2 separate regions of the Homo sapiens genome follow, and region 1 is linked to region 2. A link is an interaction called in ENCODE POLR2A ChIA-PET data of the cell type or tissue named here. Cell type or tissue: K562. All regions are shown on one strand. Each heading gives the region's core, and the rest is flanking DNA. Links, peaks and the distances in the headings are about the cores only.

Region 1 (5,367 bases), core at 200-5,199, 110 kb before region 2:
GTGAGCAGGCGTGCAACGGAGCGTGCAAGAGGCTGAGGGGGGCAGCTGTGTGTGCTGGGGAGAGGGGAAGGGGGGAGAGCTGAGGGGCCTGGAGAGAGTGGGAAGGGTTGTTAGAGGGGTGGCAGGTGGTGGAATCCGAGGGCACCCCCTTCCCCTGCGGCCTGGGGGACAGTCCCCATCCAATCGGGCTCAGGGCTGACCCTCTATGGCTCTGTCTATCCCCTCCCCCCAGAATAGGCCCTTCCCTCCTTCTCAATTCCCCTCTGTAATTTCTCCTATCCCCCCTCCGCTCCCCGCTTCACACACACACACACACTCTTGTGTCAGCTGCCCCCCTTCAGTGAGGTGCAAATGTCCGGCCTGGATTGGGCCACCTGGTGACCTCTGGCCTTGGGAGATGAGGGCAGGGCGCAGTTTGAACAGAGTCCCTGGCCCGGGGAGAGAATGACAGTCAGGGGTCAGAGGTCAAGAGGCCAGCAGGCTCAAGAGTTCTGTGGACGGGGCTGGTCCGTCCAGGCCAGCCATCACCTCTCCAGGAAGAATTTGAGAGCCCGGTCGATGTTCATGCGGTGGCCCACCCTGGTCACACCTAGATCGACGTAGTCCTCCTTGGTCAAGGCGGGCAGGTGGGAGCCATCGATCTCGTGGTCCAGGAACTGGGCTCGGTGCTCCGCCAAACCCAGCCACTCCAGCCAATCAGCCACGTCGAACTTGGTCCAGAACCCCAGAGGTTTAGCGCCAAACGGCTTGTCCGGGGGCAGCGAGAGCAGGCGGGTCGGTGAGAGGGAGCGCGAGGCCCCTGACAAGGCTCCCCCGAGCCCCCCGGATATCCCCGGGTGTGGCGGCACAAAGACTGGGGCGAAGGGGTCAGCCGAGCCTCCTGCCCCTCCAGTTGGGGAGCCACGGATGTCAAAGAGGCCTGGGTAGAGGGGTCCGGAAGGCAGGATGGGCAGGGACGAGGGCCTGGGCGCAGGGCTGACCTTGTGCTCCGAGGCGGGCAGCAGCGAGGGGCTGGGGGCCCGGCGGAGCAGAGGGGGCCGCATCTCGAACTCCACGCCCTGGAGGTGGCGGGTGGACGTGGAGGAGGAGGAGGCTGAGGGTGAGGTGGCCCCTGGGGCCGCAGCGGCTGTAGGGGAGACCCCTGTTCCGGTGGGGAGTGGCGGCAGAGGTGGTTTGGGCCAGTTCTGAAACAGGCTGCTGACAGGCTTGGAGAGGAGTGAGGACTGGGAGTCGTCGGAGAGTCTGGAATGTGACAAGGGGGCAGTGGGGGAGGACAGGGATTTAGGGGGCAAGGGCAGGGGTGAGAAAGAGGCAGAGGTCAAGATATAGGGAGAGAGGAGGAGAGACATAAGGGTAGGGGGAGAGACGGAGGAGAGACGGGAAGAAATGGAGGGAGCAAGGGGTAAGACGGCCGGCCGTCGAGGAAAGAAATGAAGGGAGAGAAAGATGAGAGGACAGGGAGAGGGCGACAGTTAAGAGAGATGAAAGAAAAAGAGACATTAAGTGATAATAATAATAATCGTCACCGCTTACTGATGCTCACGTGTGCCAGGCATTGTTCTAAGTGCTTTACATGATTGCATCTCAGTTTAATCCCCACGACAGCCCTGATGCAGGTTACTATTATTATCAGCACAGAGAGGTTAAATAACTTGCCTAAGGACACACAGGAAGTGGCAGAGCCCGGTTATATGGCACCAAAGTCTGAGCTCTTCACCACTATTCTATACTGCCTTTCAGGTTATGGCCAGTCGTAGCAGAGTGAAAGATGGGGAGACAGTGAGAGAGAGACAAAAAGAGGGTGAGCATCCAGGGGAGAGAGATGGAAGGGACAGGGGACACAGAGAGAGAGAGATGAAGAGAGGGAGATGAAAGAGAGAAGAAACAAGGGGAGAAAAAGGTTCCCCTCATCCCTTTCGTTCCCTCCCCTCCAGCACTGTCCCACCTCAGGGCCTTTGAACTGGCTGCTCCCCCTGCCTGGCTCACTCTTGCCCTGGGCAGCTGCTCCCTCTCCACTTTCATTACTCTGCCCACCTTGCCTGTTACATGAGAGACCTTCTCCACCCATCCCATTGTGGTAGCTTTTTTTGTAGGATGGTTGCAATTATTTTGTTTACTGCCCCGCCCCCACTCCTATGTCCCTAGACTATGAGCCCTGTGGAGTTGCACAGTCTTTGCCTGTCCTGTCCAGCAGGGGATCCCATCACCCAGAAGGGCACTCTGCACACATAGGTCATGAGTCAATAATTAATGCAATTGTTGACTGAATTAAGCATCCTTCCTGTTGCTGCTACAAGCAGTGGAAAAAAAAAAAAAGAAAAGAAAAAAAAAATCCTCTTCTCTAACCAGAATACTTAAGAATAGTCAAGGAATTGCATTCAGTTCTTAAAGGCCTAATAAACCCACATTTGTTTGTTTATTTTTACAGCGTAGGAGCATTGATTCAAGTTGCTCTAATAATATACACTTCCTTTTTCTTTTCTTTCTCTCTCTCTCTCTCTTTTTTTTTTTTTTTTTAAGACAGGGTCTCACTTTGTTCCCCAGGCTGCAGTGCCTTGGTGTCATATCAGCTCACTGCAGCCTCAACCTTCCAGGCTCAAGTGATCCACCCACCTCAGCCTCCTGAGTAGCTGGGACTACAGAGGCAGGCCACTGTGCCCAGCCTCCTTTTTCTTTTCTTTCTTTTTTTTTTTTTTTCAACCTGGGAGCATAGATTTAAGTTGCCCCAAATATACACTCCCTGAACCCACATTTGAAGGTCAGACACATTTGGATAGCAGACCTTCAAACAGAATTCAAGTGAACTCTGTAGATGGACAAGGATATTTAAAACCTGCTCCCAACCCTCTGTGTATCTGAAGCAGAAATGTAACTCTACTTTCTCTAGGACTAGAAGGTCTTGAATGGGCTCGAATTCTGCGACGATGCAGCTGACTGGCTGCTCTGGGAAGCATCTGCATCATCCCGTATTTCCCCACGTAGAAGTTGCTGGGCTCTTGTTCGAGGCCCCCTCTTCCCCCATCCCATGTTACAACAATGGCACACACTAAATCCTCTCAAAAACTCTTTGGGCTGGCACTAGGCCATTCCACTTCTACAGAGAGGTGGATTCATTTGCCTAAGATCACCCAGGTAGAAAGTGCAGGGTTGGGACTGGAAGCTGAGAAGGTGGGCTCTAGAACCACACCTATAACTGCATCCTGTCTTGAACCACACTGGCTTCAAGGGACTCACAGATTTCAGGGACTGTCAGAAAGAAGTGGCAGCTCACCAAGGAAACAAACATAAGCAGGTCTCACTCCAGTCTCCTTTGTTAATAACTTTTTTTTTTTGAGACGGAGTCTCACTCTGTCACCCAGGCTGGAGCACAGTGGTGCAATCTTGGCTCACTGCAACCTCGGCCTCCCGGGTTCAAGTTATTCTCCTGCCTCAGCCTACTGAGGAGCTAGGACTACAGGTGCCCACCACCATGACCGGCTAATTTTTTGTATTTTTTTTAGTAGAGATGGGGTTTCACCGTGTTAGCCAGGATGGTCTCGATCTTCTGACCTCATGATCCACCCGCCTCAGCCTCCCAAAGTGCTGGGATTACAGGCGTGAACCACCACGCCCAGCCTGTTAATAACTTTTTGTTCATCATGGGATGTAGGTTGTGATGGTGATGGGCAGAGACAACAGAAGCTACTGAAATAAATGGAAATTTAAAGGCTGGACCCAGTGGCTTACACCTGTAATCACACTTTGGGAGGTCAAGGCAGGAGGATCACTTAAGCCCAGGAGTTTGAAACTAGCCTGGTCAACGTAGCTTGTCTCTACAAAAAGTTAAAGAAAAAATGGCCAGGGCCAGGCATGCTGGCTCATGTGTGGAATCTCAGCACTTTGGGAGACCGAGGTGGGATGAATCACCTTAGGTCAGGAGTTCAAGACCAGCCTGGCCCACGTGGCAAAACCCCTCATCTCTACTAAAAATACAAAAATTTGCCGGGCATGGTGGCGGGCACCTGTAATCGCAGCTACTCAGGAGGCTGAGGCTGGAGAATCGTTTGAACCTGGGAGGCAGAAGTTGCAGTGAGCTGAGATTGTACCACTGCACTCCAGCCTGGGCAATAGAGTGAGACTCTGTCTCAAAAAAAAAAAAAAAAAAAAAAAAAAGAAGAAGAAAAGAAAAATTGGCCAGGCATAGTGGCGTGCACCTATAGTCCCAGAGGATTGCTTGAGCCCAGGAGTTTGAGGCTGCAAGTGAGCTATGATTACACCACTGCACTCCAGCCGGGTGACAGAGTGAGACCCTGTTTCTAAAAAAAAAAAAAAAGCCAGGCATGTTGGCTCATGCCTGTAATCCCAGCACTTTGGGAGGCCAAGGCGGATGGATCACCTGAGGTTGGGAGTTCGAGACCAGCCTGACCAACATGGAGAAACCCCATCTCTACTAAAAATACAAAATTAGCTGGGTGTGGTGGCATGGGAGGCTGAGGCAGGAGAATCGCTTGAACCCGGGAGGCAGAGGTTGTGGTGAGCCGAGATCACGCCATTGCACTCCAGCCTGGGCAACAAGAGTGAAACTCCCTCTCAAGAAAAGAAAAGAAAAAAAAAAAAAGAAAAAGAAAATATTTGTGAAAGCATGCTTCTGTGACAGCAAACTCCTGCCAACCTGGTTTCTGTTTCCTTTCTGCCACCCTGAGACCCTAAAGGGACACAGCCATGCCATCAACACCTCTGGCCTCCCTTGTTGGCCACCAGCCCCCGCTTACCTCTGCCGCTGCAGGGAGGAGGTCCTCTCGGGGACATAGCTGGCTCCCCCGTGGTGGCTGTCTCCGCCTCCCCCACTGCCTCCTCGGGCCCAGGGCAGAGCGCCGCCAGCTGCCGAGGAGCCCCCAAACTGCTGAAGCTTGGAGCTGAGTTCACTGATGATGCTGGCTTTTACTGTGGCCAAGGCTGAGGCCTGAGGCTGGGCCAAGGGCCCGGGCAGAGGTGGTGGCGGTGGGCCCGGGCCCTCCTCCCAGGGCAGCAGCTTCCGGGGCAGAGAGGAGGCCGTCGGCAAGGGCACCGGTGGGACTTCTGGCTCTACAGCCACCGGACCCCCCGCCACGCCTGCCGTGGGGGGTCCTGAACAAGCACGCAGGGCCAGCAGCCCATCGGTTCCAGCCCCTGTCACCGAGACGGTGGGGCTGGTGGGGGTAACAGGGTCTCGGAGTCCCCCGCTGGGGCCAGGCCGCAGGCCTCCGCTGGCTCCTAGCGCCCGGCCCCGGAGCTTAGAGGGAGTCATGAGCTGAGGAGGGTATGGCGGGCCGGGAGTACTGCTGCCCCCAAAGGCCTGGCCGTCCAGGTAGGCCACATAGGTGTCCAGAAGCTCCGGCCCACTGGCCA
Region 2 (5,367 bases), core at 198-5,197:
GCCGAGATCATACCATTGCACTACAGCCTGGGTGACAGAGAGAGCAAGACTCTGTGTCAAAAAAAAAAAAAAAAAAAAAAGGTAAAAAAATTAGCCAGGCATGGTGGTAAGTGCCTGTAGTCCCAGCTACTCCAGGAGGCTGAGGGGGGAGGATCTCTTGAGCCTAGGAGGTGGAGGCTGCAGTGATCTGTGATTGTACCTTTGCACTCCAGCCTGGGTGACAGAGCATGACGCTGTCTCTAAAAGAATAATAATAATAAGCATTCCATAAAAATTATGGAATGGAGAAATCATGAATGGGGTCTCGGAGGGGACCAGAGGCTGCAGTGACAGGCAACCTGGGGTCCTGACACGTGATCGCTCTTGTTCCAGGAAGATGAACTCTTCCGGATGCCTGTCTGAGGAGGTGGGGTCCCTCCGCCCACTGACTGTGGTTATCCTGTCTGCGTCCATTGTCGTCGGAGTGCTGGGCAATGGGCTGGTGCTGTGGATGACTGTCTTCCGTATGGCACGCACGGTCTCCACCGTCTGCTTCTTCCACCTGGCCCTTGCCGATTTCATGCTCTCACTGTCTCTGCCCATTGCCATGTACTATATTGTCTCCAGGCAGTGGCTCCTCGGAGAGTGGGCCTGCAAACTCTACATCACCTTTGTGTTCCTCAGCTACTTTGCCAGTAACTGCCTCCTTGTCTTCATCTCTGTGGACCGTTGCATCTCTGTCCTCTACCCCGTCTGGGCCCTGAACCACCGCACTGTGCAGCGGGCGAGCTGGCTGGCCTTTGGGGTGTGGCTCCTGGCCGCCGCCTTGTGCTCTGCGCACCTGAAATTCCGGACAACCAGAAAATGGAATGGCTGTACGCACTGCTACTTGGCGTTCAACTCTGACAATGAGACTGCCCAGATTTGGATTGAAGGGGTCGTGGAGGGACACATTATAGGGACCATTGGCCACTTCCTGCTGGGCTTCCTGGGGCCCTTAGCAATCATAGGCACCTGCGCCCACCTCATCCGGGCCAAGCTCTTGCGGGAGGGCTGGGTCCATGCCAACCGGCCCAAGAGGCTGCTGCTGGTGCTGGTGAGCGCTTTCTTTATCTTCTGGTCCCCGTTTAACGTGGTGCTGTTGGTCCATCTGTGGCGACGGGTGATGCTCAAGGAAATCTACCACCCCCGGATGCTGCTCATCCTCCAGGCTAGCTTTGCCTTGGGCTGTGTCAACAGCAGCCTCAACCCCTTCCTCTACGTCTTCGTTGGCAGAGATTTCCAAGAAAAGTTTTTCCAGTCTTTGACTTCTGCCCTGGCGAGGGCGTTTGGAGAGGAGGAGTTTCTGTCATCCTGTCCCCGTGGCAACGCCCCCCGGGAATGATGGAAGACTTCAGCTGGAAGCTGGAAGCCGTCCTTCTTAGTTTGCTTGTGGCCTCTTACCTTGACTGGCTTCTAAAACCCTGCCAAATCCTGCCTCTTCTTTCAGGAAGTCTTCCAGCAACCCCTCATCTAAAGCTCTGTGGTAGAGACAGCTACTTACTCCCCAGTGTCCATTCTTCCCCGCCCCCCCCCCCTTTTTTTTTTGAGATAGAGTCTTGCTCTGTCACCAGGCTGGACTGCAGTGGCGCGATCTCGGCTCACTGCAACCTCTGACTTTCTGGTTCAAGCAATTCTGCCTCAGCCTCCCGAGTAGCTGGGATTACAGGCACGTGCCACCACGCCCAGATAATTTTTGTATATTTTTTAGTAGAGACGGGGTTTAACCACGTTGGCCAGGATGGTCTCAATCTCCTGACCTTGTGATCCGCCTGCCTCGGCCTCCCAAAGGGCTAGGATTACAGGCGTGAGCCACTGCACCTGGCCCATTCTTTCCCTCTCTTTTTCTTTTTTTTAAAAATTTTTTAAAGACAGGGTCTGATTTTGTCACCCAGGCTGGAGCGCAGTGGCAAAATCTCGGCTCACTGCAGCCTTGACCTTCAGGGCTCAAGCCATTCTCCTGCCTCAGGACTCCCCACGCCCCACCCCCCACCTCCCCTCACCCTGCCTAGTACCTGGGACTATAGGCATGTGCTACCTGGGTAATTTGTAGACACGGGGTTTCATCATGTTGCCCAGAGTGGTCTCAAACTCCTGAGTTCAAGTGATCCTCCAGCCTCGGCTCCCAAAACTACTGGGATTACAGGTGTGAGCCACAGCACCTGGCCTCCCCTTTTTTGGTAGTAAAACTCCTGTGTTCTAATGAGGCACGGTGCTTAACTAGAAAAAAGGAAAGACTACATTTCCCAGTATCCTTTGCATGTAGGTACAACCATGTGACTGCTTTCTGACCAATAGGATGTAAGAGGCAGCAATCAATGTAACTTCCTTCAAGGGCCCCTTAAATGGAAGGGGTCTGCCCTCCATTTCCCCATTTCCCCCTTTCTATTGTCCGGAATGCAGATGTATCAGTTACCTTTTGCTGTGTAACAAAAACCTTCCATGTTTAGAGGCTTAAAAATATAAGTTTTTTTTTTTTTTCTGATAGGGTCTTGCTCTGTTGCTCAGGCTGGAGTGCAGTGGTGTGATCACAACTCACTGCCACCTCAATCTCCCAGGCTCAAGTGGTCCTCTCACCTCAGCCTCCTGAGTAGCTGGCATGTGCCACCCCATGCCAGGCTAATTTTGTATTTTCAGTAGAGATGGGGTTTCTCCATGTTGGCCAGGCCGGTCTCAAAATCCTGACCTTGAATGATCTGCCCGCTTCAGCCTCCCAAAGTGCTGGAATTACAGGCATGAGCCACCACACCTGGGCAGAACTACTTCTTTGAATCATGAGCAAGTGGTGTGACAGCTTCTGGATTGCATGACATTTTTCTTTTGCCTCGACCTAGAGCCAAGGGAATGGCCTGTTGTGACCAGGGACCACTGGGACTTCAATCCCCAGAAAGGACTATTCTTTACATGCATCAGTTTGGTTTTGGGGTGTTTTAAGTAACAGAAAACCTGACTCCAACTGGCTTCAACAATAAGGAAATTTATCAAGTCACTTCACACAAGTTCCAGAGGTTGGCAGCATAATTAATAGTTAAGGGGTAGATTCAGCTGTTGCAGGAGAGACACAAAATAACAGTGGCTTCAATGAGCTGGGATTTGAAACCTCCCCTTTCACAACCTGGGTGTAAGCATCTCAGGGCTGGCCTAGGGACTCCCGGGGGACACGGTAGCTTTGCATCAGGGCTGCTGTGGCAGATTACACAAATGGCCCCCGTTCTGCATACCTTCCTGCATGCGTGCTCCTTAGCAATGTCACTCTTTAGATTTTCCCATCAAGGGGTGGAGTCCTTTCCTCACACCTTGAATCTAAGCCAGGCTCGTGACTTGCTTTTTGACCAGTAGCTTGAGTGCTAGTCACCTTGTGCAGAGTTCTGAGCCTCCCCCTCATACTTTCCTTACTCTTGGAACCCTCCCCAACCATCACACGAAAAAGCCAGCCTGCAGGATGATAAGAGCTATGTCTCTAGTAAACATACAAAAATTAGCCGGGCATGGTGGCAGACACCTGTAATCCCAGCTACTTGGGAGACTGAGGCAGGAGAATCGCTTGAACCTGGGAGACAGAGGTTGCAGTGAGGCAAGATCTCATCACTGCACTCCAGGCTGTGTGACTGAGACTCTGTCTCAAAAAAAAAAAAAAAAAGAAAGAAAGAAAAAGAAAATAAAAGAAATGTAAAAGAAAAAAAAAAAAAGCAGCAGCTCTGACTTGCCCTGAGAACTCCACCTCTCAGAGCCTCGGTTGCCCCAAGTCTATAAAATAGAAGCAAGTGTTTCCATCTTCTGGATGAGGAGATTAAATGACACAGTGACTGAGTGCCAGGAAACACAGACGCACCTTAAAAAAATTAACTCCTGTGGGAGGCTGAGCGGGGAGGATTGCTTGAGCCCAGGAATTCGAGACCAGCCTGGGCAACATGATGACACCCCATCTGTACAAGAGATTGGCATGGTGACGCATGCCTGTAGTACTGGCTACGTGGGAGTCTGAGATAGGAGGATCACTTAAGCCTGGGCTGTGGAGGTTGCAATGAGCTGAGATCGTGCCACTGCACTCCAGCCTGGGTGACACAGTGAGTCTCTCTCTCTAACTCTCTCTCTCTCTCTCTGTCACACACACACACACACACAGAAAGAGAGAGAGAGAGAGAGAGAGAGAGAGACCTACCTATTCTGTTGACTAGTGGATCTGATTAAAAATAAATAAACTGGGGAAAGTATTATTTAAAAAAAAAAACTTGAAAGTGATGAGAAATAGTCCTCCCTTTCATTCCAAATCCTCCATTGTTACTTTTTCTCACGAGAAAACTGTTACCAGTTTTTTGTGTATCCAACCCATGCATAAGCACTTTCTTTCTTTCTTTTTTTTTTTTTTTTTTTTTGAGACAGAGTCTTTCTCTGTTGCCTAGGCTGGAGTGCAGCAGTGAGATCTCGGCTCACCGCAGCCTCCGCCTCCCGGGGTTCAAGTGATTCTCCTGCCTCAGCCTCCCGAGTAGCTGGGATTACAGACACCCACCATCATGTCCAGCTAACTTTTGTATTTTTGTAGAGACAGGGTTTCACCATGTTGACCAGGCTGGTCTTGAACTCCTGACCTCAGGTGGTCTGCCCGCCTTGGCTTCCCAAAGTGCCTGGGATTATAGGCGTGAGCCACCGCTCCCAGTGCATAAGCACTTTCAACACAAATAGAGCATGCCATAGCTATGATTCTACATCGTGAGTATTTTCCAAAGAGTATACCTTTGGGACGGCAATACATAAGATATCTAGCACATGACTTTTCAATGGTGGTGGCTAAGTATTCCCTTATATGTATATACTGTGCACGGAAGTAGTGTTCCCTAATCCCCTACTGATGAGTTGCTTTGAATTTGATGCAATGATATTTTTGAAACTTTGAAAATTATTCAATAAAACACACATTCTGAACAATACATAAAGAAAATAGAATGGGGGGAATTTGTTTGATTTATCACTAAGTGAACAACCAGGCAACCCAGCCATAAAACAATGTGGCCACCCCAGGGCTCCCCTCCCACCTCCTCGCCCTCTCAGTCAGTCCTCCATCTCCTTTAAAGATAACTTTTGTTTTGTTTTGTTTTGTTTTGTTTTCTGAGATGGAGTCTCCCTCTGTCATTCAGGCAGGAGTGTAGTGGTGCGATCTCAGCTCACTGCAACCTCCGCCTCCCGGGTTCAAGTGATTCTCCTGCCTCAGCCTCCCTAGTAGCTGGGATTACAGGCATGTGCCACCTCATCTGGCTAATTTTTTTTTTTTTTGTATTTTTAGTAGAGATGGGGTTTCTCTATGCTGGCCAGGCTGGTCTCAAACTCTTGGCCTCAGGTGATCCACCCGCC

Evidence for each region. Peaks named below come from ENCODE experiments on the same cell type or tissue, not always from the same donor. Only the 100,000 strongest peaks of a DNase experiment are listed, where the experiment ranks them.
Region 1: POLR2A ChIA-PET joins it to region 2 with 6 read pairs; 5 of 35 experiments call an interaction of 5 or more read pairs at or near these places.

The regions. Positions count from the first base shown.
Region 1 is chr19:50,661,441-50,666,807 of GRCh38, forward strand. It overlaps SHANK1 (SH3 and multiple ankyrin repeat domains 1), which reads right to left. Exons shown (of 24, transcript NM_016148.5): 23 at 4,752-5,367; 24 at 1-1,242. The coding sequence ends at 525. Among named protein-coding and RNA genes, the nearest start is that of C19orf81, 15 kb to the left of the region's middle. RefSeq lists enhancers at 326-984, 985-1,642. In K562, for the core only: a CTCF peak has its summit at 2,187; a DNase peak (open chromatin) is centred at 2,167.
Region 2 is chr19:50,770,309-50,775,675 of GRCh38, forward strand. GPR32 (G protein-coupled receptor 32) reads left to right here and starts at 156. Exons shown (of 1, transcript NM_001506.2): 1 at 156-1,424. The coding sequence starts at 293. The coding sequence ends at 1,363. In K562, for the core only: no CTCF peak of the experiment used is centred there; a DNase peak (open chromatin) is centred at 2,293.